Regions from separate parts of the Mus musculus genome. Here region 1 is linked to region 2. The links are chromatin loops, found by intact Hi-C in ENCODE. Cell type or tissue: left cerebral cortex. All regions are shown on one strand. Each heading gives the region's core, and the rest is flanking DNA. Links, peaks and the distances in the headings are about the cores only.

Evidence for each region. Hi-C counts contacts between places; a loop is a spot of excess contacts. Peaks named below come from ENCODE experiments on the same cell type or tissue, not always from the same donor. Only the 100,000 strongest peaks of a DNase experiment are listed, where the experiment ranks them.
Region 1: it touches region 2 in a loop (7-fold over the local background); 5 of 42 quality-filtered maps call a loop at or near these places.

The regions. Positions count from the first base shown.
Region 1 is chr8:27,620,693-27,631,233 of GRCm38, forward strand. No RefSeq gene overlaps it. Among named protein-coding and RNA genes, the nearest start is that of Gm1698, 43 kb to the left of the region's middle. In left cerebral cortex, for the core only: a CTCF peak has its summit at 5,664 (motif pointing left); a DNase peak (open chromatin) is centred at 5,658.
Region 2 is chr8:27,357,966-27,368,506 of GRCm38, forward strand. No RefSeq gene overlaps it. Among named protein-coding and RNA genes, the nearest start is that of Chrnb3, 5.5 kb to the right of the region's middle. In left cerebral cortex, for the core only: CTCF peaks have their summits at 2,758 (motif pointing right) and 4,465 (motif pointing right); DNase peaks (open chromatin) are centred at 4,110 and 4,453; H3K4me3 peaks cover 191 bases.

The sequences.
Region 1 (10,541 bases), core at 1,347-9,346, 260 kb after region 2:
TTTCTCTGTAACCTTCCTCCCCCTAGCACATGGCTTCTTACAACCCTCACCTATGTTTTCCTTCCTCTCTTCATGTGACTGCAGAACAGCTTGGAGTCCTACCATCAACCTGACCCCTTTTCCAAGACCCCTTGGTAATTGCCCAGTACACTGAGGAGAAACCCACACAGAATGGTCTTTTGTACATTTTTTTTCTTTTTTAGCATACATCACATGTTTTTTTCCCAAGCATCCTTTGCTTAAGAAAGAAAAGTTCACTAAAAGTTGAAACACAAATTCAAATCATAAATTGAATAAGACGTTTACAACAGAGATGTTCATATGTTTCCATTAAGAGTAGGGACATTTATTTTCCTCCACTAGCTCCACGGGTTCACTGAAAATTAAAAAAAATATAGTTCTTGTGACTAAGTGAGCATTGAAGTTTTGTTTAGATATACCCAGTCAATATTTTATCTTCCGTCCTTGGACCTTCATTAAATTATTGGTTCCCCTTTATGGCCCTTTTTATAGCTTCGAGGAATGTGTCCCTAAGTTGCAAATGCCCACTTTCTACCTCAGAAACAATAAACTCATGACACATGAAGACTGGAAGAGTTCTAATGCAATTTTCATATTAGAGGGGCTTTAATAGTAGTCCTATTATAAAAAGCTTAATAATAACTAGTATAATTTTAGGAATTCTCATGGGATCATCATTAAGAATTAAGAAATCATCGATTTGTCTACATAGTATTACTACAAGATAGTATATCTTGTTTGATCTGCAGAAATAGCCAATAGGGTGGACTAATGCCCAAGAATTATATAATATTAATTTTATAAGGACAGGAAAGGAATATCAGCTGCAGGAAGCATTTCCTGAGATAGTCTGCTGGGCTTTGCCTCTCAGAGGCTCTTTTAGTTTAGTTCCACTGTAAAGCATCTCTAGAAGATCATCGCTAGCTTTTAGCCTTTGCTAGATGGCTCTTGAAATGTAAATATTCATTCTTTTGAAAATTTTGAAATTTTGACATTTTGACATTTTATTTTATTTTATTTATTTATTTTTTGAGACAGGGTTTCTCTGTATAGCCCTGGCTGTCCTCAAACTCACATTGTAGACCAGGCCAGCCTCGAACTCAGAAATCTGCCTGCCTCTCCCTCCCTAGTGCTGGGATTAAAGGCATGCGCCACCACGCCCGGCTGACATTTTAATTTTTTAAAAATTAAATTTAATGTTTACCCCCCCCCCCCCCACACACACACACTTCAGCTTCTAGGAAGCATAAGCCACGTGTACCTGCTGAAATTTATTTTTTCCTGGATTTGATTTGGTGGTAGACAATAGTTTACGGAGACATTTTTTAAAAATTTGAACTAAAATCAGACCTATACACAGTTTCTAATGTTGATACTTTGGTAGTTCCAGAATATGAAGCAGGCTGAATTATGTCAGAACCCTGATTGGCACACCTTTGCTGGTTACACAAGCTGGACAACACTGTCTGGATGTAGTCCAGGAGGAACACCTCTTATGGCCTCAGTGTCCTTCACCAGAGACTTATATGTAACAACAAAAGCTATCTGGATGTGTATTTGCCAGATGCTGGCTGGGCCCTGGTAACCCAGTGACTGTTGGGGGATCATGGCTCACACTAGAGCATGTGGGGAGTAACTCAGAAAGCTGGGTGGAGAGTCAGAGCACAGTTCTTCCCCCTAGTGGGATCATTTACCTCCTACTTATTCTCTTGGAAACCTCAGCTGCCTGTAGAGATGAGCTGCCTTCCTCTCCTTTTCTAGAGACTAAAAGTAATGCCCACATCTGTGTATAATGCTCTAGCCAAGACTCAAAGCCTTTGGCAAACATCAGCTCTGTGCACAGCTGTCTGAAGCCTGACAGCTATGTGTTTGAAGGAAGAAGGAAATCCAGGATGTGTTAGAATCAAATGTCAAGGATAATCTATGACTAAGAACAGTAGAAAAATGACTTAAGTGTGCTTCCTAGTTTCAAAAAGTACAATATTAAAATCATATCTAAATAATTATATGGACATATCTATATATATATGTTTTAAATATCATTTTCTTACATATCTTGACTACCACTCAAGAATACCTAGTGATACTTTTGGTATAGCATTGGAAATGTAAATGAGCTAAATACCTAATAAAAAATGGAAAAAAAAAAGAATACCTAGTGATGATCACAATTGATCACATCAAATATTACTTAAGCTAGAATCATGAGATTTTAAAATATATATATTCTGTATTGAATCCAAGGCTTCTCACACACTAAGGAAGGGTCTACCACTAAGTTAGATCCCACTGAGATCTTAATTAGCCCACAGAATTTCTTCCGATTATTCTTTCTTTAATACAAAGACCAAAACAAAGAAGTAAAGTTTTATTTCACATAGATTTTGGTCAATGGTAGAGCATATATAAGACAGTGGTTGCATGATGATTCTGTAGCCAGGGTTACATGTGGTATAAAAGCATAACTCACCAGTCTGTGATGAAGCTGTAATGAGTCAATTGTTCATCACATTAAAGCACAGGATATAGAATAAAGCATATAGCGTTACGCTGCTATAACCAACACTTGATAATGATAGGAAGTGGCCCAAGAACTGCTGTACTGCACACTGGATCATCATTGCAAAATGTGCTCCACATCCACTAAATATTCTTGCTGTCCTGTTGGAATTCACATTTAGCCCTGTCTAGCCAAATGCCTGGCACAATGTAAAACACACAGTAGGATCTTGGAGTAAGCTTGTTAAGATAGATAATTTGGTAATTAGTGTCACCGTGATTGTCCATATAATAACACCCAGGCAAAAGTTCCTAATTTTTGTGCAAGGAAAGGAAAGGGTGTGGGGGAAAAGTAGACATCATTGTCTGTTTTTCACTATGAACATAATGGTGTAGAATATAAGAAGACATGATGTTGACTCCTTGGGTCCTAGCCACCTGCTCCTAGCCACCTGCACCTAGCCACTTGCCGATGACTGATTATTATCTCCTGCCACTGGGGCAGTGGTGGCTGCAGAAGAGGCCCTGCAGCCCATCTTGTTCTGTTCCCCCCACCCCCTCAGAGAGCTGCAACTCTTTGGCCTCTCCTGCTGGGATAGAGTCCTGCAGATCCCGCTGGATAGTTTGTACTCCTTCAGAATAAGATGACCCGGGAGACAAAGACTTATCTTGACATTCATTGTAACTATAGAGTTAGTAAAATACAGTGGATATAACCAGATTTTCATCAAAGATCTCTGGAGGTCCCGATGGACATGTGGTCAGTGACCCAACTCCATGTGCTGACCATAATGTGCATAGAGTGCCCAGAACAAACAAAACCTTTTTCGCTATTGCTGAATTATTTTGTCTGAAAATATCTTTGTGTGAAATCTTCAAACTATACTATGTTACTGTATTTGTACAATATTCCCTCAGCAGTAATCTAATCAAATGCACAAAAGGAAAACATCACCGCAAGAAACCAGTTTGAGATTTAAAATGACATCATCCCTCAGGTGCTCAGCAGATAAACCAATAGTGGTTGTGTCATATGCAGACACTTCATGGGAATTATAGGAAACATATGAATTAAGACTTTATTCTGGAAGAGACAGGAGCACATGTTTAACTAAGTTAGCAAAATCAAGGGTATTGGTCCCTGTGGAGGGATGGAGTAGATCCAGTCTTGCCCTGACTCCTCCAGTATTTGTTGACTTGCTTTCTTGGGCTGTTTGTAGACTTTCCCCAAGTGTTTGAAAGGCAGCTTCTGATGGCCACAGAACACACCCTGTCAACACTATCATTCCAAAATAAGAACAAGAGGCCACCCTTGTTGGTATCAGGAATCGATTTGGCAGATTGTCTCTGAACTCAGTGACAGCACTCGTAGTCAACAGAGACCTGCACATCTGCTGTCATGGCAATCACATACATTCCTAGAGCCCACTTCCCACCCTTACCCTTACCCGTTAGGGGTTATGTCACAGCCTAAATAAAAGACATACTCTTCCTGACCTTTGCCCCTCTTCCCTTCTTTCTCTCTTTTCTCCTTTTGTCTCCATTCTGTCCTCCAATAAACCTCTGCCACATGGAACTGCACTGTCCTGGTGTGGTCTGTCAGGTTGCAAGCCATGATTCCAACACAACAACCCTACTCAGCTCCAAGGTCCAAAGTCTTGGGAGGAAGAAAATCCTATAGTACACAAAGTACTACCAAGACATTTTTTTTTTGTTCCAGGCTCCAGTGTCATTAGCAAGGAGATTTTATTAGCCCTGTTTTCATGTAAAACTTTGATATTTTCTTCTTTTAATGTACCAATTTCAGTCTTCACAATCTTTGCATCCTATAGGTCTCAAATTGTACTCAGGTACTTTTACCTATAGATGTAAGGATTTGAAAATTCCCTCCGAGGTGCCCACTCACCTTCTCCTGTTTATTTGGCCTAGGACCCCCACCCATATGATGGTACAATTTACATTCTCTCTATTAAATATTCCAGGGACCTCCTTCATAGACAAACTTAGAAGTGTGTTTCCATGGTGACCTGACGTTGCATCAAATTGCTAAGAGGTTAACCATCACACATCCTTTGGGCTGAAAAGTACTGCAGACTCTTACACATTGGGATTCTAAATGCTTTAGTTGGAGCAGGCTGGGTGCTAGATGGCACATAATAGAAAAAATAAAACCTTTTCTGCATCCAGGTTTTGTGAAGCAAATTTATGTCCCCTCCCCATGTACCCACATATATTCCTATTTCAAAGATCAACGTTACCTCTGTATTGCTCTTCTTTATACAGCAGGGAGAGTAAACTCGAGCAGAAATCTTGAAAGAATGGGGAAACCATTTGCTCTAAAGTGAACAGGTTGCTTTTTGTTTGTTTTGTTTTATTTTGTTTTCCTTCATAAGGTTTGGAGTTACACAGTGTGTGTGTGTGTGTTTTGTGTCTGCCTTCTTTCACTTGGCATAATTATTTTGAGATTCTCCAACACTCTGCATATATTAGAACTCCATTCTTTCACATTTTTTTCTATTCCTGAGTTGTATTGCACTGGATGGATATGCCACAACTTATTTGTGCATTTGTTGGTGAACATTTGAAATTATTAAAATTTCGTGAATAAAGCAAAACACCTCTGTTCTTGCATTTTCCAAAATATATACACTTAGGGGTTGTGTTATTTCAGGTGAAATAAATTATTTGGCTTTTCAGAAAGGCAAGAGGGTAAAATAAGAAATATGAAGAAAAGGATAAAGAAATGAAGGTCAAAACACATAGGATTTAAAATGAAACCCATGGTTCTTAGAGCCAGAGAAAAGTGGGCTTGGAGGGAGGCTCTGTGTCTAGTCATATCTGGATAAATGAGCACATCTTTACAAACATCAAGGTTTCTATTAATGAGGATGCCACCATACAGTGTTGATGAGATTACTAAATTCTATGAGATGACCCATGGGAAGTGCACAGGAACTGCTTAATAATTGGTGGCTCTCACACCTCCCCGGGATAGGGAAGAGCAGGCTGGAGGAACTCTCAGATTCCTCAGTCATATCTTCCTTTGGGACACACTTGGCTCCTAATGTTCTCCAGATTCAAATTCCCACACCAGCTGCTCTCTACCCACCAGACCTGTGGAGATTGAACAATGCTCTGCTGCCATCCTCTGGCATGCTTAAATTTACAACTGCTGACTGCTATTTAAGACAGTCTCACATCAGAGCTCTCAGGAATGGACATGATAGACTTTAATACAGTGAACATTGGGGAATGGGATGTCACGGGAGAAAAAGGGTTTGCTTTGTGAGAAATGAAAGTTGTTGAGTTTGATACCACGCTGAAGCTAAGAGATTAGACCATGTGTTGAAGACTCTTCTAATTTATTCCTTGGATTCTATAAAATACATTTTAGAAACGATTGAAGTTTGGCATAGCTACAAATACATTAGCAAAATTTATAATTATATAAAAATCTTTTCGGGAACCTGAGACTGCGGTACATAGGGAGGCAGACTACCCGGGCCTGACCTGGGGCACAAGCCCCTTCCGCTCCACTCGAGCCCCGGGTTACCTTGCCAGCAGAGTCGCCTGACACCCACAAGGGCCCACACAGGATTCCACAAGGGATCCTAAGACCTCTAGTGAGTGCCTCCAAGAAGAAGCGGGAGAGAGCACATACTAGCAGCTTGACAACACATCTAAAAGCTCTAGAAAAAAAGGAAGCAAATTCACCCAAGAGGAGTAGACGGCAGGAAATAATCAAACTCAGGGGTGAAATCAACCAAGTGGAAACAAGAAGAACTATTCAAAGAATTAACCAAACGAGAAGTTGGTTCTTTCAAAAAATCAACAAGATAGATAAACCCTTAGCTAGACTCACTAAAGGGCACAGGAACAAAATCCTAATTAACAAAATCAGAAATGAAAAGGGAGACATAACAACAGATCCTGAAGAAATCCAAAATACCATCAGATCCTTCTACAAAAGGCTATACTCAACAAAACTGGAAAACCTGGACGAAATGGACAAATTTCTGGACAGATACCAGGTACGAAAGTTGAATCAGGATCAAGTTGACCATCTAAACAGTCCCATATCACCTAAAGAAATAGAAGCAGATATCAATAGTCTCCCAGCCAAAAAAAGCCCAGGACCAGACGGGTTTAGTGCAGAGTTCTATCAGACCTTCAAAGAAGATCTAATTCCAGTTCTGCACAAACTATTTCACAAAATAGAAGTAGAAGGTACTCTACCCAACTCATTTTATGAAGCCACTATTACTCTGATACCTAAACCACAGAAAGACCCAACAAAGATAGAGAACTTCAGACCAATTTCTCTTATGAATATCGATGCAAAAATCCTCAATAAAATTTTTGCTAACCGAATCCAAGAACACATTAAAGCAATCATCCATCCTGACCAAGTAGGTTTTAATCCAGGAATGCAGGGATGGTTTAATATACGAAAATCCATCAATGTAATCCATTATATAAACAAACTCTAAGAGAAAAACCACATGATCATCTCATTAGGTACAGAAAAAGCATTTGACAAGATTCAACACCCATTCATGATAAAAGTTTTGGAAAGATCAGGAATTCAAGGCCCATACTTAAACATGATAAAAGCAATCTACAGCAAACCAGTAGCCAACATCAAAGTAAATGGAGAGAAGCTGGAAGCAATCCCACTAAAATCAGGGTCTAGACAAGGCTGCCCACTTTCTCCCTACCTTTTCAACATAGTACTTGAAGTATTAGCCAGAGCAATTCGACAACAAAAGGAGATCAAGGGGATACAAATTGGAAAAGAGGAAGTCAAAATATCACTTTTTGCAGATGATATGATAGTATATATAAGTGACCCTAAAAATTCTACCAGAGAACTCCTAAACCTGATAAACAGCTTCAGTGAAGTAGCTGGATATAAAATAAACTCAAACAAGTCAATGGCCTTTCTCTATACAAAGAATAAACAGGCTGAGAAAGAAATTAGGGAAACAACACCCTTCTCAATAGTCACAAATAATATAAAATATCTTGGCATGACTCTAACTAAGGAGGTGAAAGATCTGTATGATAAAAACTTCAAATCTCTGAAGAAAGAAATTAAAGAAGATCTCAGAAGATGGAAAGATCTCCCATGCTCATGGATTGGCAGGATCAACATTGTAAAAATGGCTATCTTGCCAAAAGCAATCTACAGATTCAATGCAATCCCCATCAAAATTCCAACTCAATTCTTCAACGAATTAGAAGGAGCAATTTGCAAATTCATCTGGAATAACAAAAAACCTAGGATTGCAAAAAGTCTTCTCAAGGATAAAAGAACCTCTGGTGGAATCACCATGCCTGACCTAAAGCTTTACTACAGAGCAATTGTGATAAAAACTGCATGGTACTGGTATAGAGACAGACAAGTAGACCAATGGAATAGAATTGAAGACCCAGAAATGAACCCACACACCTATGGTCACTTGATCTTTGACAAGGGAGCTAAAACCATCCAGTGGATGAAAGACAGCATTTTCAACAATTGGTGCTGGCACAACTGGTTGTTATCATGTAGAAGAATGCGAATCGATCCATACTTATCTCCTTGTACTAAGGTCAAATCTAAGTGGATCAAGGAACTTCACATAAAACCAGAGATACTGAAACTTATAGAGGAGAAAGTGGGGAAAAGCCTTGAAGATATGGGCACAGGGGAAAAATTCCTGAACAGAACAGCAATGGCTTGTGCTGTAAGATTGAGAATTAACAAATGGGACCTAATGAAACTCCAAAGTTTCTGCAAGGCAAAAGACACCGTCAATAAGACAAAAAGACCACCAACAGATTGGGAAAGGATCTTTACCTATCCTAAATCAGATAGGGGACTAATATCCAACATATATAAAGAACTCAAGAAGGTGGACTTCAGAAAATCGAATAACCCCATTAAAAAATGGGACTCAGAACTGAACAAAGAATTCTCACCTGAGGAATACCGAATGGCAGAGAAGCACCTGAAAAAATGTTCAACATCCTTAATCATCAGGGAAATGCAAATCAAAACAACCCTGAGATTCCACCTCACACCAGTCAGAATGGCTAAGATCAAAAATTCAGGTGACAGCAGATGCTGGCGTGGATGTGGAGAAAGAGGAACACTCCTCCATTGTTGGTGGGATTGCAGGCTTGTACAACCACTCTGGAAATCAGTCTGGCGGTTCCTCAGAAAATTGGACATAGTACTACCGGAGGATCCAGCAATACCTCTCCTGGGCATATATCCAGAAGATGCCCCAACTGGTAAGAAGGACACATGCTCCTCTATGTTCATAGCAGCCTTATTTATAATAGCCAGAAGCTGGAAGGAACCCAGATGCCCCTCAACAGAGGAATGGATACAGAAAATGTGGTACATCTACACAATGGAGTACTACTCAGCTATTAAAAAGAATGAATTTATGAAATTCCTAGCCAAATGGATGGACCTGGAGGGCATCATCCTGAGTGAGGTAACACATTCACAAAGGAACTCACACAATATGTACTCACTGATAAGTGGATATTAGCACCAAACCTAGGATTCCCAAGATATAAGATACAATTTGCTAAACACATGAAACTCAAGAAGAATGAAGACTGAAGTGTGGACACTATGCCCCTCCTTAGAATTGGGAACAAAGCACCCATGGAAGGAGTTACAGAGACAAAGTTTGGAGCTGAGATGAAAGGATGGACCATGTAGAGACTGCCATATCCAGGGATCCACCCCATAATCAGCATCCAAACGCTGACACCATTGCATACACTAGCAAGATTTTATCGATAGGACCCAGATGTAGCTGTCTCTTGTGAGACTATGCCGGGGCCTAGCAAACACAGAAGTGGATACTCACAGTCAGCTAATGGATGGATCACAGGGCTCCCAATGGAGGAGCTAGAGAAAGAACCCAAGGAGCTAAAGGGATCTGCAACCCTATAGGTGGAACAACATTATGAACTAACCAGTACTCCGGAGCTCTTGACTCTAGCTGCATATGTATCAAAAGATGGCCTAGTCGGCCATCACTGGAAAGAGAGGCCCATTGGACAGGCAAACTTTATATGCCCCAGTACAGGGGAACGCCAGAGCCAAAAAGGGGGAGTGGGTGGGTATGGGAGTGGGGGTGTGTGGTTATGGGGGACTTTTGGTATAGCATTGGAAATGTAAATGAGCTAAATACCTAGTAAAAAAAGTAAAAATAAATAAATAAATAAATAAAAATCTTTTCATCTGGTTACTAGTGCTACTTTCTACTTTGAAATACGTATTTATAGTAAAGTTGAATTTAAGTCATCTAAAACAGGAATGAGTGTGATCATCCATGTATCACTTATATTTTGCAAAATAATAGCTCTGTGTGTTGGGTATAGTGTCTAGTGTGAGTTTGTGTGTATATGTATGTTGTGTGTGTATGATGTGTGTGGTGTATAATGTGACTTTGTGTGTGTATGCGTGTTGTGTGAGTTTGTATGCATATGTGTGTTTTGTATATATGATGTGTATGGTATGTGGTGTGAGTTTGTGTGTGTATATGTGTTGTGCGTGTAAGATGTGTGTTGTGTGAGTTTGAGTGTATATGACTGCTTTGTGTGAGTGGTATATGTGGATATGCTATGTATGTGATACTTGATGACAACATGAGTGTATATGTCTGCTTTGTGTGAGTGGTATATGTGGATATGCTATGTATGTGATACTTGATGACAGCATGGATTGAGAAAGTCCATTTCCTCTAATTTAACAAAAGAAGGCTTGATAACTGTTACAGTGAACTGATAGAAAGCACATGGGGTATAGTTGAAATGAGTGATGTTGAAACATTCTGACATCTTGAGTTTATGTTCTGGTTGTCCAGAGCACTGAACTGAACTAAAATGCCACATTGTGTTAAGACTTCACAGATGCACATGAACATGCTAAAAGGGAATATGGATAGAGGTAGCATCTTCATAGGTTACAAGGCATTTCTTCAATTTTTTATTTTATTTTTCAGATACAAGAA
Region 2 (10,541 bases), core at 734-8,733:
GAGGGATTCCCAGGAGGTAGAGGAGAGAGCCTTACCAAGGTCTCAGAAGTCTTCTTTATATAAGTGCATTTGCTGTCGTTCCTCATCAAATTCCTGCTGAGGTGATTTAAGACTGAACCATATAGATTGCCTTTATCATAAGTCAACAAGTCCATGGTCTCCTTTTGCTGTGTCTGTGAAAAAACGGAGAACATTGCTACCATAAAACCAATCAACCACCAACCCATTGACCCACTTACCACTGACCCACTGACCCACCGACCATTGGCCACTGATCCACTGACCCGCTGACCACTGAGAAGTGTTAGGATTTTGTCAGCACAGCAGGAAGATGACTGACACACAACCCAGAATCTTGATATCAGAGTCTTGATATCTCTACAGGAGTTCTCAGCCTGTGGATCGCTACGACTTTAGCAAACCTCTGTCTCCAAAAATATTTACGTTACAACTCATAACTAGCAAAATTACAGTCTTAAAGTAGCAATGAAAATAATGTTATGGTCTGGGGGTCCTCCCAACACAAGGAGCTGTATTAAAGGATCGTTAGGAAGGTTGAGAACAATAGCTCGCCAAGTAATGGTGGTGCACGCCTTTAATCCCAGCACTTGGGAGGCAGAGGCAGGCAGATTTCTGAGTTTGAAGCCAGCCTGGTCTACAGAATGAGTTCCAGGACAGCCAGGGCTACACAGAGAAACCCTGTCTCGAACAACAGAAAGAAAGAAAGAAAGAAAGAAAGAAAGAAAGAAAGAAAGAAGGAAGGAAGGAAGGAAGGAAGGAAGGAAGGAAGGAAGGAAGGAAGGAAGGAAAAAAGAGAAAAGAAAAAGAAAGAAAGGGAGAACCATGGCTCTTGACTGTAGGCAATAGAGGGGCGGTTCACAGGGCTCCATTTTGATTTTTAGGGTATATGCTGAGTATGGAGAGAATGTGACTTGGTGCTAAGTGGTTGTGGTATACACTTTGAAGGATGATAAGTAGAGATCACATAGACACTTGAGTGGATAGATGCATTTAGAAATGTGTGCATCTGGAAGAAGCTGAGGAGGAGGGCAACCCCATAGGAAGACCAGCAGTCTCAACTAACATAGACCCTTGAGATCTCTCAAACACTGAGTCACCAACCAGACAGCATAGACCAGCTGATATGATTGGCTACAGCAGAGGACTGCCTGGTCTGGCTTCAGTGAGAGAAGATGTACCTAACCCTCGAGAAACTTGAGGCCCCGGGGGGTGGGGAGGCCTGGTGGGGCGAGGTGTGGTGTGGTGGGGGTGTGGGGACATTCTCTTGGTGTCAGGGCTGGGGGGGAGGAGGAATGGGACAAGGAACTGTCAGAGGGTGGACTGGGCGCGGGGGGGGGGGGATAGCGACTGGGCTGTAAAAAAAGATTAAAGATAATTAAAAAAGAAATGTGTGGACCACACTGTCACTGAATCCCCCAGTCAGCAGATGTACATTTTCAGGTTGTCAGGCTGAAGAACAGAAAAGATGGTGATGGTTTATAGCCTTTGAGGATCCAGTGTGAGGGAGGTATTATCATGCATGTAAAGGCCAGGGAAATACGCAGAGGTCAGCGTTGGAGACACTGGCTGGCTTACTGAGCAGCCTTGTGGACTCTCACTCAAAACCCACAGTGAGTTCACATTTCAGAGTCTGAGCACTCCTTTTCTGTCTTTTAGTACTAATGCCAGTGGAACTGGTGTACATCGTGGCTGAAAATGAAGAATTCCTGGACAGAGGACCGTCCTGGGCACAGCAGGCCAGTGAGTCACCCAATAACAACAAACACGCGGCGAATTCACACCCCCAGAGGGATCTTAGAGCCCACTGACCTGTTCCTTGTGGCTGTGGCTGCAGACTCCTTGACCAGGACCACAAATATTTTAAACACCAATCAGCCTCATACTCAACCAATCAATGTCTTGGAGCACCATCTCGATGTTCCGCTGTCTGCTTTCCTTTAAAACGGTAACTTTTTAATATTGGTGCATTATAAGTTCAACAGTGACGCAGATGTGCATTTCTAAGACGTTCAAAATATATATCAGACAAATATGAATTTCTTAAGCGGCAGAATTTTCAACAGATACAAAGCATTTAGAAACAACAGGCAGTGATGTGATTGATGTGTATGAAGTCACATGCAAACCAGGTGAGTGTCTAGGAATGATTTTAGTTAATATTTAGGAAAACAATACATTAAATTAAAATCAATTAAAATATCACTTTACTCTTACAATCTCCAATTCTTCCAGGAAGTATAACAGGTTTTTAGATTTTAATATGTATATGGTAAGAGAGCCCGACACATTAACTGTAGTCAAGAACTATATGAAATAGGAAGTCATGAGAATTTATTAACCATTTACAAATGACCGCTTATACCTAGTTCTCATGATCCCTAGATAAGAAAAACAGTTACCTACTCTTATTAACACCCGAGATGATACTGCATAATATAATTAATCAGAACGACATTTTGACTGATGATTAATAATTTGTAGGAAATTCATTCACCTATACAATGTTTCATTATGAAGTTAATTAATTGAGCAATATTAAACAATTTTAAGCTCCATTATTCTGACATTTCTAGAAGTATTATTCGTGATGCCACTTAAGCTAAAAAGAAAATGATACATTATGGCTTTTATTTAAGATCTATCTATCTATTATTTATTTTTGTGCATGAAATTTGACTCCTCCATCCCCCCCCCCCGCCCCGTACTACATGCATGCAATGCCTGTAGCTGCCAGAAGAGGGCATCAGTTACCCAGGGATTGCCGTTTGAGATGCTTATGAACTTCCGTGTTCTTGCTGGGAACCGAACTGCATGCATGTGTACCACACGGTGCTTGGAGAGCTCTGGAGAGGACACTGGATCTGCTGGAACTGGAGTTCTGGATGGCTGTGAGCTGTATTGTTTAAGGCTCTTGAAGGACCCTCCCAAGCAGCTGGGACTGATCCTTCATCTCATCCATCTTGATGAGGAAGAAATCTGAAGCCACAACCGTTATTTGTACGAAATCACACAGTTATTGAGGGACCAAAGTCAAGTTTCTTGACGCTTGTTCCAGTGTCCTTTCAAACGTCATTACCTGTAACCACCCCTGTCAGGCATAGCTGCAGGCCACCCAACCAAACCCACCACGGAAATGATTGCCTGTAACCACCGGTGCCAGTCTCAATTACACCATTGCCTGTAACAACCTCTGCCTGCCAGGGGCTTCAGCAGAAGGTATCTGTCGGTCACAGACAAGGCCTCCTTAACTTACTTTGTTGAAAGCTGACAAGCAATAGTGGAATGACAGAGTGGTACAGAAGTGGAGGAATATGTGCCTTCACACAAGAGGAACGAAACCTCAGACCAGTGGTCCTCAACCTTCCTAATGCTGTGACTCCTTAGTATGAGTTCCTCATGTTGTGGTGACCCCAACCAAAATTTATTTTGATTGCTACTTCATAAATAATTTTGCTGTTGTTATGAATCTCATAATGTAAATATCAGATAGGCAGGTCGTCTGATGTGCAATCCCTGTGTAAATCGGGGTTGGCTCCCAAAGGGGGTCTCCACCCACAGGTTGAGAGTCTATGCCTTAGGGCGGAGCAAAAAATAAAGGGGGCGGAGCAGGCAGCCACACCCCTGGAACTCTCGCAAGGTTACACTCACTTTCTTATTTAATGACCTTCACTTCAGGGCCTTTGCAGCCCACACAGCACAAGGCCTCTCCTGAACCCCCTCTCTTTGTAGGAGGTGACTGTGGTTTGGTTTCACTGTCGTTAGCTGTTTGTACCTGGCCCCTGTGGTGACTTAACTCGGAAGCAGAGGTCAGTCAGTGGACGGTGGGTTGCGGCGCATCTTCTCTTCAGAAGCTCATGGTCCAGGTTCAGTTGCACTGCTTCAGTCTCCAGAGGAAAGGATCAAGGTTTGTGTTTCTCACAAGCTCTGAGCTGACTGGAAAGTTAGGGGTAGGTCCGCGCCCTGCCAGTGTGTGATTGATGTAAAGGGCATCCATGTAAGTCTCTCAACGGTGCTCGGTGCTCAGCACAATCACTGGGTCCTGGCTGGGTGCTAGCTCTGCATCGAGCATCAACAAATCCACCTGGAGCGCCTCCAGCCTGTGGGCTGCGCTAGATCTCCCCCTTGGGAGCTGTCTGTGGAAGGGCGGAGCTGCTTGGGGAAGGGCGGAGCTGTCTGTAGAAGGGCGGAGCTGCTTGGGGAAGGGCGGAGCTGTCTGTAGAAGGGCGGAGCTGCTTGGGGAAGGGCGGAGCTGCCTGAGGAAGGGCGAGCTCTCTGTGGAAGGGCGGAGTTGCTGAATGATACCCACCTCCGGCTGGTACAGAGTTTGGAATATATGTAGAACTCACTATTTTAATTTAAATGTAAGGAAAATTAGTATCTAAAGTTAACGCTCCTTTAAAAGAATCGTGTCCAGGAGGACCTGCAGTGTAATACATTATCCATTAGAGGGCGCCCAAGTCACACACCCAACCTTTACTGTTCTTACCGCTGTAGGCAATTTAAGTGCTCAGTGCTGTAGCTAGGGCTAGAGAGTAAGCTGTCATTCTGAAGATTGTCTTTTTTTTCTTTTCTTTCTAAACCTGGTGTAAATAAAAAGCACATATAGAGAGGTTAAGGACAACTTGTAGGATTCAGTTCTCCCCAGCTACCACGTGAGTTCAGGATTATCAAACTCAGGTCTCAGGTTTAACAGCAAGTGCCTTGACCCGCTGAACCAGCCCACTGGCCCTCTTTCAACAACTTTTGCAAAGCTCTATGAACTTAACCACCTTGAGCACTCAGTTGAATGAATGTCTTTGATGGCAGAGAATAATTACATGAAACTGAGAATTCCTAAGACTGGTCTTGGGCAGCTTGCCCTCAATAGAATCATCTGACACATGCACTTTTTTTTTTTTTTTTTGTATGGTGAAATGTAGTATAAGAAAACATTTACCCAGGGAGGTCAAAAGACCTGGGGGTCTAGGAAAGAAAGTATTAGCAACTAGCAAGAGCCAGGAGCTAAAAGTAGGGAAATGGAGTCTGGAGGAGCTATCTCTTTGCTACATAAAGCTTGTGTGTGACAGCTAAGCCCCTCACCACCAATATTCTACAAGAACAAAACCAAAGCCCAAGATGGCTGGATGGTAGAGTCATTGTAGAGAATCACAGGGGCAAACTGGCTGCAAAGTCAGGGTCAGAACTGATTCTCCTTATGATGGTTTGTATATTCTTGATCCAGGGAAGGGGTACTATGAGGAGGTGTGGGCCTGGTGGAGTAGGTGTGTCATTGTGTGCATGGGCTTAAGACCCTCTTCCTAGCTTCCTGGAAGCCAGTATTCTCCTAGCAGCCTTCAGATGAAGATGTAAAAACTCTCAGCTTCTCCTGCACCATGCCTGCCTGGATGCTGCCATGTTCCCATCTTGATGATAATGGACTCTGAACCTGTAAGCCAGCCCCAATTAAATGTTGTCCTTTATAAGAGTTGTCTTGGTCATGGTGTCTGTTCACAACAGTAAAACCCTAACTAAGACACACCTATAGTTTAGCATTTCATATCTTTGGACTGTTTCCAGAGCCCTAAGCCATAAGGACCAGTTCTGCATCTAAGTACTCACTAGCAATGGGGGACACAGAGCCTGAAGTGGCCATCTCCCAGAACCAGGAAGGACTTTCAATGGAGGGATTGGGACACCAGCCCAGCCACAAAACCTTTGACCTAGAAATTGTCCTGCATACAAGATAATCTGGGGTAAAGGTGGCTCAGAAAATGTGGGAATGGCCAACCAATGACTGGTCCAACTTGAGACCCATTTCATGAGAGGGAGCCTACCCCAACACTGCTAGGAGGACCAGGAATGCCCAGAGACCTAGGGCAGAACCAAACACACAAATGGCAAAAGAAAAAATAACAGTCAATGAAATGATTCCTAATGATATGCTGCCACACTCACACATTGATAACTTAACCCAACTGACATCAGGGAGGCTTCACCCAGCAACTGATGAAGACAGATACGGAGGACCACAGCCAAACATTAGGTGGAGCTTGGGGAATCCTGTGAAAGACGGTTTTGTAGGAGCCAGAGGGGACAATGGCTCCATAAGAAAACCCACAGAACCAACTAACCTGGGCCTGTAGGGGGCTCTCAGAGACTGAACCACCAACCAGGAAGCCTGCACAGGATCTAGGCCCTCTGCACATATGTTACTGTTGCGTAGCTTGGTCTGCTTGTGGGACTCCTGACAGCAGGAGCTGTGTCTGTCTGTGCTGCCTGCCTTTGGGACCCTTTCCCCCTACTGGGCTATCTTGTCTAGCCTCAATAGGAGAGGAGGTCCCTAGTCCTACTGCAACTTGATGTGCCAAGGCTGGTCGATAGCCATGGGAGACCTGCCATTTTCTGAGGAGAAATGGAGGAAGAGGGGAGGAGGGGAGGCGAGTAAGTGGGAAGGGGAAATTGTCAGGGGAAACTGTGATAGGATGTAATACACACACACACACACACACACACACACACACACACACACACACACACACACATACAATATAGTTACAGTTTTGGCCCAAACTTGGGAGAGAACCATTCTTGAGTTCTCAATCTGCCTCTGCTTTCTGTACATCTGAGTTAAAGCTCAAAATAAGGATGGAGCAAGGACTGAGAGTGCCCGTGAGTGCATGCTTACCAATAGATACAATGTAGTCATTTTAATGAGTGGTTTAAAGAAAACCATATAGCAGAAAAACATATTTAGTATTGAATTCACATGCATTTAGACACTGATGAAGCTAATATCTTTCTTTAGCATGGGTCAACCACCTCAGGCCTTTTTGGCTGCCATCTGCAGTGGATGATGAAGCTGTGGGGTTGGATTTGGCTCAGTTATCACTTGGTGCTTATACTTATGCGGTTTTCCAAGGCTCTCAACCTTCCTGATGCTGCCACTCCTTGATTACAGTTCGTCATGTTGTGGTGACCCCATACCCCCCAACCATAAAATTATTTTCATGGCTAGTTCATAAATGTCATTTTGCCACTGTTGCAAATCGTAAACACCTATGTTTTCTGATGATCTTTTGGGGGTCACGACCCACCTGTTGAGGACCAATGCTTTAAGGTGTCAAATGTGACAGGACTATGTGTCCAACCACCAGAGCCCCTCCCCTCGGTTGAGATGCTCTAGCCAATCATTGCCTTTGTTACATCTACTCATTTAGCTCTGGATCCACTCACTTAGGCTTTGGAACTACCCACGACTCTCCCCTGCATCTTCCTTCCTTGTTTGTCTTAATAGCATCAGATTTTATGGTATAAATAATCAGCTGAAGAATATAAGCTAGCTAGTTCTTTAGTTGGGTGTGGACTCCTGAGGGCAAGCATGGAAGCATGTTCACACACATTAGAAGGAAGGAACCTGACTGGAGAGATGGCTCAGCGGTTGAAAGCACTGACTGCTCTTCCAGAGGTCCTGAGTTCAATTCCCAGAAACCACATGGTGGCTCACAACCATCTGTAAAGGAATCTGATGCTGTCTTGTGGTGTGTTTGAAGACAGTGATACTGTACTCAAATACATGAAATAAATAAATGAATCTTTAAAAAGAAGAAGAAAAGTAGAAGAAGAAGGAAGAAGAAGGAAGAAGGAAGAAGGAAGAAGGAAGGAAGGAAGGAAGAAGAAGAAGAAGAAGAAGAAGAAGAAGAAGAAGAAGAAGAAGAAGAAAAGTGAGGAACCAGACCTTGATGGTGGCTGGATCAGGAAAGTTGTTGAGAGTTCTTTTTGTTGTTGTTATTTTTGTGCTTTGTGAATTTTTTTATAGTTATATTTTATGTGTGTCAGTGTTTTGTGTGCACGTATGTCTGTGTGAGAGTTTCGGATCTTGGAGTTAAAGACAGTTTGAGCTGCCATGTGGGTGCTGGGATTTGAACCTGAGTCCTCTGGAAGAGTAGTCAGTGCTCTTAAACCACCAAGCCATCTCTCCAGCCCTGATAAACATTCTTATTAGCATTAGGACAAGCCTATGCTTCCTCATGGTTTAAAACCCACTCAGCATGACCTACTTTCCCAAGGGGAACCGTGCCTGCTTTACCACACTTTCCTTTCATCCCTCTTGAGAGTACACCCTTTATGGAGACAGTCCGGGAGAGCCTCAGAGCCCCCAGGAGCCTCTTCCATCAGCAGACAACATTGGGACAGTATGGATCTACAGAGTTTTGCCCTAGACTGCAGCTTGCTCTCCAGTGACAGTGGAGAACACCTGGTTATTTTTGCTTGTGTGGCCACACACAGTATTTCCCCTGGCTAAGGTGCTTTACTCCTACATAGCTCAAGAAGAGCATTCGTACCTGGCTCAGGAGGGCACTCTGAGAGATAAGCCGTGCTTTGTTCACGGTGTGGTCTTTAACCCCATCCATTCTTCAGGAAGGGAGGCAGGCATTTGTGTTTGCTGAGACATCAAAGCAGAAGCTATGCGCAGATGACTTATCTTCCAGCACCGGATGCCCACTCCTCTCTAAAGCCTATGCTCTCTGGAAAGACTGTTGAGCTGTTAGAGTGGATGGGGAGGAGAGTCTCCCTAAAACAGAAGGCAGAAGAGGGCTCCTTAAGACTTAAGAAACAGAGGCCAGCTGTTCCTTCTAGCAAGCAGGACTACTTCTAGTGTGGTGTAGTTTCTGGTGTGCGCCTGTGAGCGTGCATGCTTTCGTGCTTGTGTGTGTGTAGCCCTCAGTGAGGCAGGATCCTAATTCTGGGCTTTCTGCTCTTTATATAGTCCTGGGCATAAAACATGCACCAGGAGCTGCTGCTGCCTATTCCAAAAGGACCAGTTGATGGCCACTGACCTATTCACTGGGGTCAAGACAGACTGGAGGCTACCAGGGCGTGTAAACCTCCCAGACTCTTTTGCTGTCCTGGAGAAAAAGACGGGAATCTTCTAATGGTGAGATTGAATTTCCTGCCCCGTGATGGGAGAACAAGAATGCTTACATATGATTCCCCAGGAGAAAAAGGGATTCTTGCTGAACATCAGGGCAAGTGATGACCACTTTATTCCTGAGACAGCATGGCTTCTTCCTCTGAGGACTAATTTTTTTTTTCTCTTTAAGCTGAGGGTAGAGACAGCAATTTACAATTTGCTATCTAAGAAAATGAACACTGGAATGCACTTTTTCTTTTTCATCAAAGCAAATTTGTTAATGGAGAGACTTATGTTACATATGTAAAGGAAAGCAAAAAGACCTAGAGTTTATTTCATATGTAAATCATGGACCAAAACGGCTGAAGCTGCTCTATGGAATGTTGATATTATTTACTAAATTAACCCACGTCACATTCGTTTTTAAAATAACAATTAGTTATCTTGATATTTAATCTATTTCATCACAATTATTATCACATCATATTCATTGTCATCATAATAGTAAATTAAACAACAATGTTTAACAACTGTTAAGCTCTTGTTGTGCTAATAATTGATTCTAAAGACCCTATCCCAAGGAATCCTCTATTTTATAAGGAAAGCTATTAGTCTATCTTTAGAGACAAAGAATCTAAACACAAAGTGGTTAACCTCTTCCTCCAAGTATGAAACAATGCCCACCCTGACCCACTCCCACCAGTCACAGAAGTCCCGAGAAGGAAGTAGCTCGGACAAGATGTTTGAGCAGTTCATACTTTTTGTGTGTTCATTTGTCCAGGACCAATCTTAAATATCAGTGTATGACAGGCCATGGAGACCCAGCAGGCCTTCCACAGGTGCTTGGGGTCTACATCAGAGACAGCAGGAGGAACAGAGGATGTGGGCCAGAATAACAAAGGGAGCCTAAGCCGGGTGGATGGGAGGCCAGAGCATGGGACTCCTGCCTTCTGGGGCAGAACTCCTTTCATCATGTGACATTTCACCCCAGAGCAGCCCGGGCATCTGGAGGCTGCTAATGGGACATCCTCGCCAGCCTGTTCCAGCCTGTTCATGGCTTAGACACAAGCCCAAGTCAGGGGCCCATGGATCTCAGAACTGAAATCTGTGTGAGTTCCAATCAATCTTTTGTTACTAGCTATTGATCTCAGATCTTTGTCCCGATGACAGGAAGCTGACTGACACATGCTAGTAGAAGATAAATGAGATATCATTGAGGAATCTTAAAACTGCACAAAACCCGTCCCTGTAAAGTCAAATTCATCTGGTGCCTGGATGCTGCCCCATAATCTGCCTGTCACATGTAGGTAACTTGTTTTTGTTTCTGGCTACCTCATCCCTGTGGCTCCAACTTTGCAGTTGCTCATCGATTAGATCTGTACTGGCTAGAGCCTCTTCAACCTCCCCCCACCCTGCCCCATGTGCATACAGAAGAAAGGGAAGCTGTGCCATCGACCATGAAGGTGGAAGAGGAAGAATAATGTTTCAGCCTCTTGAGTGAAAGCAGAGAGATGTCACTCCTATCATGTCTGCTGCAGCCAAGACGAGGGGAACCAGCAGGTTCAAAGGAACAGAGAGACAATCTAAAGTCAGCATGCATGAGTACCACCAGGCACAGAAGTTGGCTGGA